Regions from separate parts of the Homo sapiens genome. Here region 1 is linked to region 2. A link is a contact called in ENCODE Hi-C or POLR2A ChIA-PET data. All regions are on one chromosome and are shown on one strand. Each heading gives the region's core, a stretch centred on a gene start or an enhancer-like site at or near the end of the contact. The rest is flanking DNA. Distances are from core to core; before and after follow the strand shown. Region 1 has its middle 18 kb from the start of GDA. Region 2 overlaps LOC101927108 (a long non-coding RNA gene).

What was found. Hi-C counts contacts between places; a loop is a spot of excess contacts on that map. ChIA-PET counts read pairs that join two places held with the same protein, here RNA polymerase II (POLR2A). Pooled maps may share reads with other maps.
Region 1: a pooled map of right lobe of liver shows a loop between it and region 2 (5-fold over the local background). The contact joins two enhancer-like sites. A Hi-C loop is called at or near these places in 6 of 168 maps with a recorded cell type or tissue (Caco-2, Calu3, HCT116 and 3 more), 3 of 37 single-sample maps with no recorded cell type and 7 of 50 pooled maps. POLR2A ChIA-PET finds 5 or more read pairs at or near these places in 2 of 52 experiments (A549 and PC-9).

The regions. Positions count from the first base shown.
Region 1 is chr9:72,128,453-72,134,390 of GRCh38, reverse strand. It overlaps a transcript of GDA not described here. Among named protein-coding and RNA genes, the nearest start is that of GDA, 18 kb to the left of the region's middle. RefSeq lists a silencer at 4,344-4,638. Within about 2 kb of position 4,400, at least 3 of the 41 ENCODE cell types and tissues checked have a DNase peak (open chromatin) inside an H3K27ac peak, as active enhancers do; they include PC-9, where a contact is called at or near this core.
Region 2 is chr9:72,039,768-72,045,149 of GRCh38, reverse strand. The region is part of intron 2 of LOC101927108 (a long non-coding RNA gene); the gene reads right to left. Among named protein-coding and RNA genes, the nearest start is that of C9orf57, 18 kb to the left of the region's middle. Within about 2 kb of position 3,154, at least 5 of the 41 ENCODE cell types and tissues checked have a DNase peak (open chromatin) inside an H3K27ac peak, as active enhancers do; they include PC-9, where a contact is called at or near this core.

The DNA.
Region 1 (5,938 bases), core at 3,151-5,650, 88 kb before region 2:
GCCTTCCTGGAGCACAGTAGGTTTTATGGAGAGTTTTCAGAAATACAAATTTAGGTTTCACCCTCAGTCAGGGAGCTAGTTAGAGCAGGCATAGTACCTTGCATTTTACAGATGAAGGAATTGTGATAAACATTAAATGTCATGTTTAAGATGACACTAGCTCTCTAAGGTTCTTGGGCCTTTGACAAGTAGTTCAAGGCCCATTTCATGGCACTATTTGGTCTTTTATTTGATGAAACTACTTCAGCCCAAAACTGGCGTTCATCCCTATTTGCCAAGCCCCTTCCCTTTCCCTACTCCCTCCACTAATTCACTTATTCATGATCCTCCCGATGTTTGTCCCACCAATGATTTTCACTCTTTACACAAGAAGTAGAGAATCTGATAGGTTCTTACACACTACATGAGAAACACAGGGAGAGTTCAATGTGTAACCCAGATGATCAGATTGCTAAACCTTGGAACCTGATGATAGCACACTCCTGTGATAGCTCAAATTCCAATATAATAGGACTGGGGATAGGTTTCAGTCCGCACAGTGGGTTCTCCCAGCTCACATCTTGAACCTTGCACTAAAGCAGCACTGCATCATACAGAGGACCCCATTCATAGGGTCACAGCAGTATTCTATGACAGTGGAATTTCTAGCATTGTTTGGGAGAATATTTCTAAGAAGCCAGTTTATGTGAGAAGAAATAAGAGGGCTTTCCCAATTCTCCTTACATTGTAACCAGAGTGAACATCTACTCTGCCCAGGAGAAATCAGAATGATGGAAGGCTGTGGCATTTTGCAACAAATGATCAGGGAATAATTGCTATGTGGGCTAAGGTCACTCTGCTGATCTAAAATCGAGCCTTGCCAGCTCGACATTCCCAAAGAACAAAGTTCACATAGATCAAGGAAGTCCAAGTAGTGTCAAAACCATTCACATTGCTGATTTTTAAAATGGAAAAGAATTCATGTAATAAAATAGCTGACCTGCTAGAACCTGCAAATCAATAGATAATATAGATTAAGTACTGAAAAATAAAGCTCAGAGACTGCTTCCTAAGCTAAAATTATTATTATTATTATTATTATTTTTTTTTTTTTTTTTTTTTTTAGACAGAGTCTTGCTTTGTCACCTGGCTGGAGTGCAGTGGCGCTATCTCGGTTCACTACAACCTCCGCCTCCTGGATTCAAGCGATTCCCCTGCCTCAGCCTCCCAAGTAGCTGGGACTACAGGCATGCACTACCATGGCTGGCTAATTTTTTTGTATTTTAGTAGAGACAGAGTTTCACGATGTTGGCCGGGATGGTCTTGATCTCCTGACCTCGTGATCCACCCACCTCGGCCTCCCAAAGTGCTGGAATTATAGGTGTGAGCCACTGCACCTGGCCAACTAAAATTATTTCTTGTTACCAGAGAAGAATAATAGTTCACCTGAAATTGATTATTACACAGGGGATACCCAACTGCCTCTTTTTCTTCCCTGGTTTCACTTTGTCCTTGGCGGTAATGGAACCCATCTCATAGTCAAGTGCAAATATCCAAACTGCCCAGCATAAGGGGGTCTCATAAGCCAGAGTCACAAATCTTACAACTTAGTCGGGTACAGGGATATTGTTCTGATTAGTGTTGGAGTAGTGGGAGGTGAGGGAACTCCAGAAACTATAACTACTTAGGGTCCAGTAAAACCTCAATAGTCTGGGAGTCTCTCAGTGTTTCTGGACAACCATAGCAGTGCTTTATGGGGCATTTTTGGGGGTACAGGTCTTGACACCAACAGCATCCTCTTGACTGATTTGGAAATCTTCAGAGTGATGACATGATTTAAAAAATAGGCTAAGATATCTGCACTTGTCATTTACCATCAAATTGGGCAGGACAGAAGACATGCCAAACAAGTCTTCCCTCTCTTCACTGTGTACTACTGTCTGTCACAGCAATTTTGTCACTGGTATGAGGCATTGTTTTTTCCATGGTCCTAGGAGCCATCCTACAGTGTGCACTCACCCTCCCTCAGGTCCCTGCCAGGGTATTATTATATCCTGTGACATGGGAGAGTGTTCTCATATTGGTAAATTCTTTTGTATTCAAACTTTCTTGTACTCACCATGGTTGGGCACCCCACCGTGGTTGGGCACCCTCAGAATCCACTCTCAGGCATATTCTCCCAGTTAGTTAATCCTGAAATTGGACCTAGAAGGGTGAGACATGGTTTGGCTTTGTTCCCACCCAAATCTCATTTTGAATTGTAACTTGCACAATTCCCATGTGTCACAGGAGGAACCCAGTGGGAGGTGATTAAATTATAGGGGCAGGTATTTCCTGCACTGTTCTCATGATAGTGAATGAGTCTCATAAGATCTGATGGTTTTAAAAGGAGCAGTTCCCGTGCAGAAACTCTGTCTCTTTGCCTGCCACCATCCATGTAAGATATGACTTGCTCCTTCTTGCCTTCCGTCATGATTGTGAAGCCTTCTCAGCCATGTGGAAACGTAATTCCATTAAACATCTTTTTCTTTCCAGGCTTGGGTATGTCTTTATCAGCAGCATGAAAACAGACTAATATAAAGGGGTATAGTTCTTTTCCTCCCATAGCAGTCGAGCATTTTCTTGACACAGTTACTTTATGACTTAACCCTAGTTATTGACCTAGCAGTGAGGAGGGAAGATGGGTGACACCCTGAAGAGAGTACATGATGTCTTGTAGAGAGGCCTTGGAATTGATGTGTGTGTGTTTGTGTGTGTGTGTGTCTGTGCACGTGGTGTGTTTCTAGCCCTCCATAAAGAGAAGTGGGCCATTTGTGCAGGCTCAGAGGGTTCAGGGCTGATATAATTTGGGTAATTGTCCCTTCCAAATCTCATGTTGAAATGTAATTCCCAGTGTTGGAGATGGGGCCTGGTGGGAGGTGACTGGATCGTGGGGGTGGATGCTCATAAATGGCTCAGCACCATTCCCTTGGTGATAAGTTCTTGCTCATTCAGTTCGCTGCCTTTGGTATTTCTCTATAGCTACAAAAGAATGGTCTAATGCAAGGGCAATCTGGAGACTCAAGATTCTTGGCAGGGAGGGGCGTCAACACAGATGTGCCCTTCCCTGTGTCCGTGCCCATTTTTCCCAATGCTTTTGGCATAGCAGACCTACTTCAGCTACTCTTACAATTAAATTCTGGCCTGGATCTTCCTATTTGAACCCCTTTCCCCTTCCAAATTAAGAGATGAGAGTCTCTTGGTGTGTTTCCAGGGAGGCCCTCTGGCCTTCCCACTTAGAATTTATTTAATGGCTGATTAATCAATCTCAGCTCTTTGCTACCTTTTCCTAGGGCATCAGTGGAACTTAACCACAGCCAACCAATTGCACTGTCCTTGTGATGACTATTGCTCCCTTATTTCTCAAATGCCTGACACATGGCAGCTGCTAGTGCATCCTCTTCCATGGGTATACATCCCAGGGTGTACATCCAATGGAAGGAGGTTATGGGTTAAGGCAAAATTGTGAATAAGGATAGGAGGTGAAGATAGCAGATGAAAAAATTGGAAACCCCTGAGTGTTTGTCCAGGGACTCTTATCTGCCTGGATTATTTTCCCCATATCCTTTACCTAATTAAACTCTAAACTTACCCTTCACAACTCAGCTCACACAAGAATCAATTTCACTCTAAAGTCTTCATGGACCCTTTCCAAGCCTTAGACTGGATTGGTTGCCTGCCTTGTTATTCCTGTAACTCTTTAGCCACCTCAATCATATAACAACACACTAAGCATCTGCTCACATATGTCTATTTCAATACACCAGTGGTTTTCAACCTCAGACATACATGTGGAAGTGGAGTTTGGCCACTAATACATTATAAAAGTGTTAAGGAGAACAAGAATAGACTTTGCCTCTTCCACTAACCAGTGGTGTGGACTTCAGCAAGATGTTGAGACTCAGTAGGACTCAGCTGCTTCTTATGTAATGTTCTTAATGGTCACTTTTTTGTAAGCCAAGCATTAGATCTCACCAAAAACTTCTTCATTTACATGCACTAAGTTATGAGTATTAGGTGGGCTTACACCTCCTGGTAGTATCTGTTTTGTAAAACAGCTCTTAACTACATAAATAAGCCACTAAATGATATTGAAAGATATTTGGAACAGAGGCCCACTTTTTAGTTTTTATTTTTGGCTTACTTTCACCTGTATTCCTTCATGATGAATAAAGGAAAACCACATGGCATCTTATTTCAGAAAGGTGATGACCTCCTAATGTGAATGCAGGGTTAGAATAAGGGATTCTGTGTCTCCAGGCTATGAGTGTTTATTGTCTAACTTTCTCTCAGTGACTGCTCAGTGCATTGTGCTGGGGGCAGGTGACAGAGGCCAGGGGAAATATTTCCAATGCCCATCCAACAACGTCTGGCAAGCACAAGTCATCTCCAGGATGGGAAACTTCCAGGGGATGAAATTCTCTGGCTCAAAGGTTGGTCTTATCTCATCTTGTTGGCAAGATTGAGTGTCCTGGCCCGGGTCTGACCTAACCTGGGACTTTAAATACACAACTCATTCTGTTAACTCCCCTGCCCTTCCTTCATGCTTACCAAGCAACCCTCTGGTTAATGTTTAGCTTCTCATATAGATGGCACTAATAGAGAGTCATTGGGGCAGTTACATTTCTCGTGGTCAGCTAAATACCCTAGCAGTTTGGGCTTTCCATGGAATCTGTTGTGAGCAAAGTGAACATCATCGGTCTCCCTTTACCTGGGAAATCCTGGGACCCTGGCAATACTGCATCTGTGGAACTATAAGATTGAAGGCCAGAATATGGGATGTGAAAGTACTCTGCAATAGATACTATGAACCCTGTGTGGGTCCCAACAAGTAATTTTTCTTGAATGACTCCCCAGCCTTATCCTATGTGTGATTCAACACCCATTGAGTCCTAACTTGGACTGTAGAAACAGTTGGAGGATGTCCACGGGTCTGGAGGTGGAGTGAGGCGAGCAAACTCAGGATGCCATGGCCAACATGCCAAGAGGAGTGAAGCACAGCCCGTGGAGAACGCAGCCGTGCCTGGCTCATTCTCTGGTTTACTCATGGAGAGAGGCTGCTGGTCTATTCTGTTGAAAGTTTGAATATTTTTTTTAATCAAAAGAAAGAGACTGGGCACAGTGGCTCACGCCTGTAATCCTAGCACTTTGGGAGGCCAAGGCAGGTGGATAACCTGAGGTCAGGATTTCAAGACCAGCCTAGTCAACATGGCAAAACCCCATCTGTACTAAAAATACAAAAATTAGCGGGATGTGGTGGCGCATGCCTGTAATCTCAGCTATTCAGGAGGCTGAGGCAGGAGAATCACTTGAACCCAGGGGGCAGAGGTTGCAGTGAGCCCAGATCAGGCCACTTCACTTCAGCCTGGGCAAAACAGCGAAACTCTGTCAAAAAAAAAAAGAAAAGAAAGAAAAAATTGGAGTAATTTTATTCCATCTCTCATTGCCAGGCAAGGACATAACTTCAGACACCCTAAAAAAAAAACTCCAGTGAGACTCCACCCAATCTGAGAAGTGTATTTGTATATTTTTGATTGTATTGCTATTCACTATTTTATTTTTATTACCACGTATTGCATTCTAAAAATAAGCTAGGTGCTAGTCAGAAAAGTGAATCAGGCTCAAGCCCTGCTTATATAAAGATGCTGGCTGCCAGCCTGTCTCACAGGACTACTGTGATGGTTTCGTGCTGGCTTGAAGACTGGCAAAGAACTCCCTGAAGGAGCTGTCAAAATCTTAATACAAATAATTCACTCTAGTTACACAGACATTATATGTTTATTACATGATATTATATATATGTTACATATATATATCAACATTGGGAAGTGAATAATAGTATCTATCTTCCATTATTATTGCAAAGGTAATGGCTATAAAATGCCTAGCATGTGGCAAGTGCTCAAAAATGATAGTAGTT
Region 2 (5,382 bases), core at 1,905-4,404:
AGCTTCTGGTGTGGGGAATAAGAACACAGAAGGTGGTGTTTTGTAATATAGTAAAATAAATCTGTGCGATTTAAGTATGAGGAGTCCATGGGGCTCAAAAGAGAGAACAGGAAGAAAAGACTAAAAGGACTAAGAAGCTGGTAAAACTATTTAAAAGGGGGGTAGCTCACACCTGTAATCCCAACACTTTGGGAGGCCGAGGCAGGTGGATCACTTGAGGTCAGGAGTTCAAGACCAGCCTGACCAAATGGTGAAACCTTGTCTCTACTAAAAATACAAAAATTAGCGAGGCATGGTGGTGCATGCTTGTAATCCCAACTACTCAAGAGGTTGAGGCAGGAGAATCACTTGAACCCGGGAGGTGGAGGTTGCAGTGAGCTGAGCTCACACCACTGCACTCCAGCCTCGGCAACAAGAGTGAAACTCCATCTCAAAAAAAAAAAAAAAAAAAAAGAGACACCTACCCCCATGTTGTCATAAAAGGCTCTCAAAGGAGGTATCTAAGCCAATATCTGAAAGAAATTAACCAGAAGAGTTCGGAGGTTGGAGGGAAAAGGTTTTCTGATGTGTCAACTTGACTAGGCCACAATATCCAGGTCTGGTCAAACATTATTCTAGATGTCTCTGTGAAGATATTTTTTAGATGAGATTAACATTTAAATGAGTAGACTTTGAGTAAAGCCAATTACCCATCATAAGGTGGGAGACCTCATTCAGTTGAAAGCCTTAAGAGAAAAATGACTGCCTCCCTGAGAAAGAAGGAATTCTGCCAGCTGACTGCCTTCAGACTTAAACTGCAGTGCTTCTCTGCGTCTCCAACCTGTCTGCCTACCCTGCAGACTTTGGACTTCCCATCCTCCACAATCATGTGAGCCAAGTCCTTAGAATAAATATCTCTCCCTCTCTCTATATATGCACACACATCTATCAGTCTTATCTCCCTGGAGAACCCTGAATAATACAGCTTCTAAATAGAGAGGTCCACGTACGCCAGGGCCTTTGAGGTACAAGAGAATCGTGGCATGTCTGGTGACCACAGGGAGAGACCAAGACCATGCTGAGCTGAAAAAGAAAATTCATATTGCCTGAGCAAGCTCAGGCATTTCTGTTGCTTGAGACAGAAGGTCCAACCAAACTAAGACAGAACCTCCCTGAAAGGTCTGAAAAGGGCAGCAGACAAACAGTTCTGTGTTTTCAAAAGATCACATGGGCTTCAGCTTGGAAAATAATTGGAACTGGAGCAAAGAAAGCATTTAGACTTTTGCAGCAAGCCAGGTGAGAAATAATGGCCTGTGCTAGAAAAGTGGCAGTGAGCATCAAAAAGTAAGAAATACTGCTTGCGCTTCCTATGTACAAGAACCCTGCTAGGTACCAGGGGGCAGCAGTGAACATGTCCTTGCTCTCAGAGATCTTACAGTGGAAGAATGAGACAAGAAACCATAAATCACCTAATTTCAGAAAGCAAATGTTATGGAAATAAAATTAAGTGGGTTAGGGTGATGGTGGGTGTCTATTTGAGACAGGTGGGCAGAGCAAGGCGTCTATGAGCAGAAACCTGAAAGGGCTGGGAGGGTCAGTCAAGCACCACATGCAAGGTGAGCACAGCAGGCAGCAGGGACCTCAGTATTCTCTTTGGACATATTAAGTGTGCAACACTGATTAGACGCCCCTATGAAGATGGCTAATGTGTGATAGGATATGCAAGTTTGAAGCCCAGGGGAGAGATCTGGCTGGAGAGAGAGATATTTGAGATCCATCAGTAAAATCTACGCTTGAAAACGCCTTTAAACTCAATGAGACCACCTAAGGAATGAGTGAAGGAAAGAGGGATTAGGACTAAGCCCTGGGGCCCTGAGAAATTAAGGGGTAGAATAGAAAAGGATCATGGGAGCCTCTGCACTGGGGAGGTCCACCAAATACAGGCTGGAGAACATGTTGAAAGAGGCTTCCCACAGAATCTGCTACCGCAGCTGAAGTGGTTGGTAAGAAAAGGTGCTTGGAAGTGAGGCCAAGGAACAAAGTCCGGCTAGTTGGATTTTAGTCCCTATGGAACTGACACTAGGCATTGGGGCATATGGGTTTGAAGCTCAACAGGGAAATCCTGGCTTGAGATAGATTCAGGCATCTGGCACATAGGTGCAAAAAATGAGGTTAGAATGAAGAGTGAGAAAAGAGAAGAGACCACGACAGAACTTTTAGCAGGACATACATTAAAGGGAGTGGGTAGAAAATGAGAAAGAAATCTGTGAAGGATCAATTCCAGATGATTGCAAAAAAAGGAACATATTTTGAGATGCAGCAAATGCAAAGATGCTATGCCTCAACCCTGAGGATATGTTGAATAAAGTCTGTGTCATGAGAACAGAGGCACTGGAGCACAAACAAAAAAAAAGACCAAGGCTAGCAGTTTAATTCCACCGTTTATTAACTGTGTGACCCTGAACACATTACCCAACATTTTAAACTTTAATTTTCTTACTTGTGAAACATGGTCAACAGTGCGTCACTGAGCCTTGCAGAATATCCGGTACATGACCAGTATTCATCACCTCATTCTCTTCCTTCTTCCTCTTGGCTTTAACGTTTGAATCATGCTAACAGGATAGGATACAAGAAGCAGCAATACTAAAAGTAGGAGTCTCCAGGGGGAGTGAGGCTCTTGTGGTTAGAAGAGGCTATATCGGCCGGGCGCGGTGGCTCATGTGTGTAATCCCAGCATTTTGGGAGGCCAAGGTGTGCGGATCACAAGGTCAGGAGATCGAGACCATCCTGGCTAACATGGTGAAACCCTGTCTCTACTAAAAATACAAAAAAAGTAGCTGGGTGTGGTGGCAGGTGCCTGTAGTCCCAGCTGCTTGGGAGGCTGAGGCAGGAGAATGGGGTGAACTCGGGAGGCAGAGCTTGCAGTGAGCCAAGATCGCGCTACTGCACTCCAGCCTGGGTGACAGAGCGAGACTCTGTCTCAAAAAAAAAAAAAAAAAGAATAACTAGTGTCGGTGGAACTAGTGTGGCCCTTCAGGAAGGGCAGGACTCAGGTCTGTGTTTCGCAAACATTCAGAGCCATTAGACCAGTCAGTGAAGCTTAATAAAATGCAAGTTTTCAACACCCACCCCCATGTAGTCATGAGGCTGGGCAGAGGGCCAGGTGATTCTGCTAAAAGTAGTTCTCAGACCGCACGTGAAAGAGACGCTAATGTAGACACATGGAAAAAAAAAAAGAGTGCACCACCAAGAGTGCAGCGTGTTCTTGGGGTGAGATATAGGAATGTACACGGATTTATGATCTAAGCAGAGGGCTCATGTGAAAAGTCACAGGATGTAAATGAGAACAATGAGGCCCAATAAAAAAACTCTGGAATTGTGGATAAGAATGAGAAAGCAGTGAGTGTACACATGGCTTTGGTTTTAAAGATCTCCATTTCATTTTATGACTAGGAAGAGTCATAGAAGAAGAAAAAGCCATGGAGAAAGAGAGAAGCAGACAGATGTACTGGAAGGAGAATGAAAAGACAATGGAAAGGAGCAGGGGAACACTTAGGGAAATGCCTTGCCACCAAAGAGCCATGTGACCTTGGGCAAGGACCAAATGTCACTCCCTTCCCTTCCACCGTCTGCAAAGACAGGCTTGGTTAATATTCCCTGAGATCCTTGCAAGCACCCGCTTCCCATGGTTCTCAACAGTGGGAGTTGGGGAATGTAGGGGAAGTTGTCCATGAACTTTGATGGGAAAAAAAAATACTATTCCTTTATTTTCGCCCATTTCTAACTGAAACATAGCTTTTCCTTCCATAATGCATAAAAGCAGCAAGCCATGAAAATATTAGAAGTACCTGTGACTTTGTTACCAAAAAAATAGCAATAAGTTTGTTTTTGGGTTTTTGTTTGTTGTTGAGACAGAGTCTCGCTCTGTAGCCCAGGCTGGAGTGCAGTGGTGCAATCTCGGCTCACTGCAAGCTCCACCTCCCTGGTTCACGCCATTCTCCTGCCTCAGCCTCCCGAGTAGCTGGGACTACAGGCACCCGCCACCATGCCCAGCTAATTTTTTGCATTTTTAGTAGAGACGGGGTTTCACTGTGTTAGCCAGGATGGTCTCGATCTGCTGACCTCGTGGTCTGCCCGCCTCAGCCTCCTAAAGTGCTGGGATTACAGGTGTGAGCCACCACACCCGGCCAATAAGTTTGTTTTATCACAGTTGTGCAGATACCTCCAAATATCATTTATGCTCACCAACACTTGAAAGTTACAGTAGTTATTATAGGCAACACTTTATCTTATTTAATACATTATTAAAGAAGCACATGTATTATATCTTTTAAAAATATTTTTATATTTCTTGGTAATCATATACATACTATTTTATGTATAGGACTATTATTATAGTGGGAGCCTTTAGAATGAAGATTCAAAAATACAGGGGACATTGTCCATTTTATTGCTTAGGTCCAATACAGTATGGACTATGTGGAAATATGATTAGACAAAAATGGAATGATCTAATGCCGATAGACTGAGTAAGGCCTGTCTGTCTAGATTCTTCTTGGCTTCTCTGTGCAGTATTCTTTCCTTCTGTATATGGGGCAGGATCATCTCTGAAATGGGGGTCTTATGACCAAGAGTCAAACAAGATAAGCCAAATAATTTCTTTATGGCCAGTTTTTATACAGAAAGGCAGAGGGGTAGATTAGAGTAATATTTTTAGGTTTTATGACTAGCTTTAGGGAAAAGGAGTTCTGGTTTCACATAACCCAGGGGTCCCCAATGCCAGGGCCACTGACCGATACTGGTCCATGGCCTGTTAGGAACCGGGCCACACAGCAGGAGGTGAGTGTGGGTGATCAGGCATTAGCGCCTGAGCTCTGCCTCTTGTCAGATCAGTGGTGGCATTAGATTGTCGCAGGAGGCCAAACCCTATTGTGAACTGCACATGGGAGGGATCTAGGTCGCGTGCTCCTTATGAGAATCTACATAATGCCTAATAGTCTGAGATGGAACAGTTTCATCCTGAAACCATCCCCACCTCACTCCGTGGGAAAATTGTCTTCCATGAAACTAGTCCCGGTCCCTGGTGCCAAAAAGACTGGGGACCGCTGCTGTAACCCATGTTGGGGAAGAGGGATGTTCGTTTCCTTGGCTGGCCTCAGGGGAGAATGTGACTGAGAGATAGGAGGGCAGGAGAGTGACAGAGAAAAACTTCTGCTTCTGAGGTCTCCATTTTGGGGTATTATTTTCTGAGCCCCAACATATGTGATCCTTCCACATCGTTTCTAACATGGCAGCTTCCAGGTAGCCTGGCTCCTCACATGGTAGCTCGGGGTTTTTAAGTGAGGGTCCTGAGAGAGAGGAAGCCGTACAGAAACTGCACCGTGTTTATGACTGAGTCTT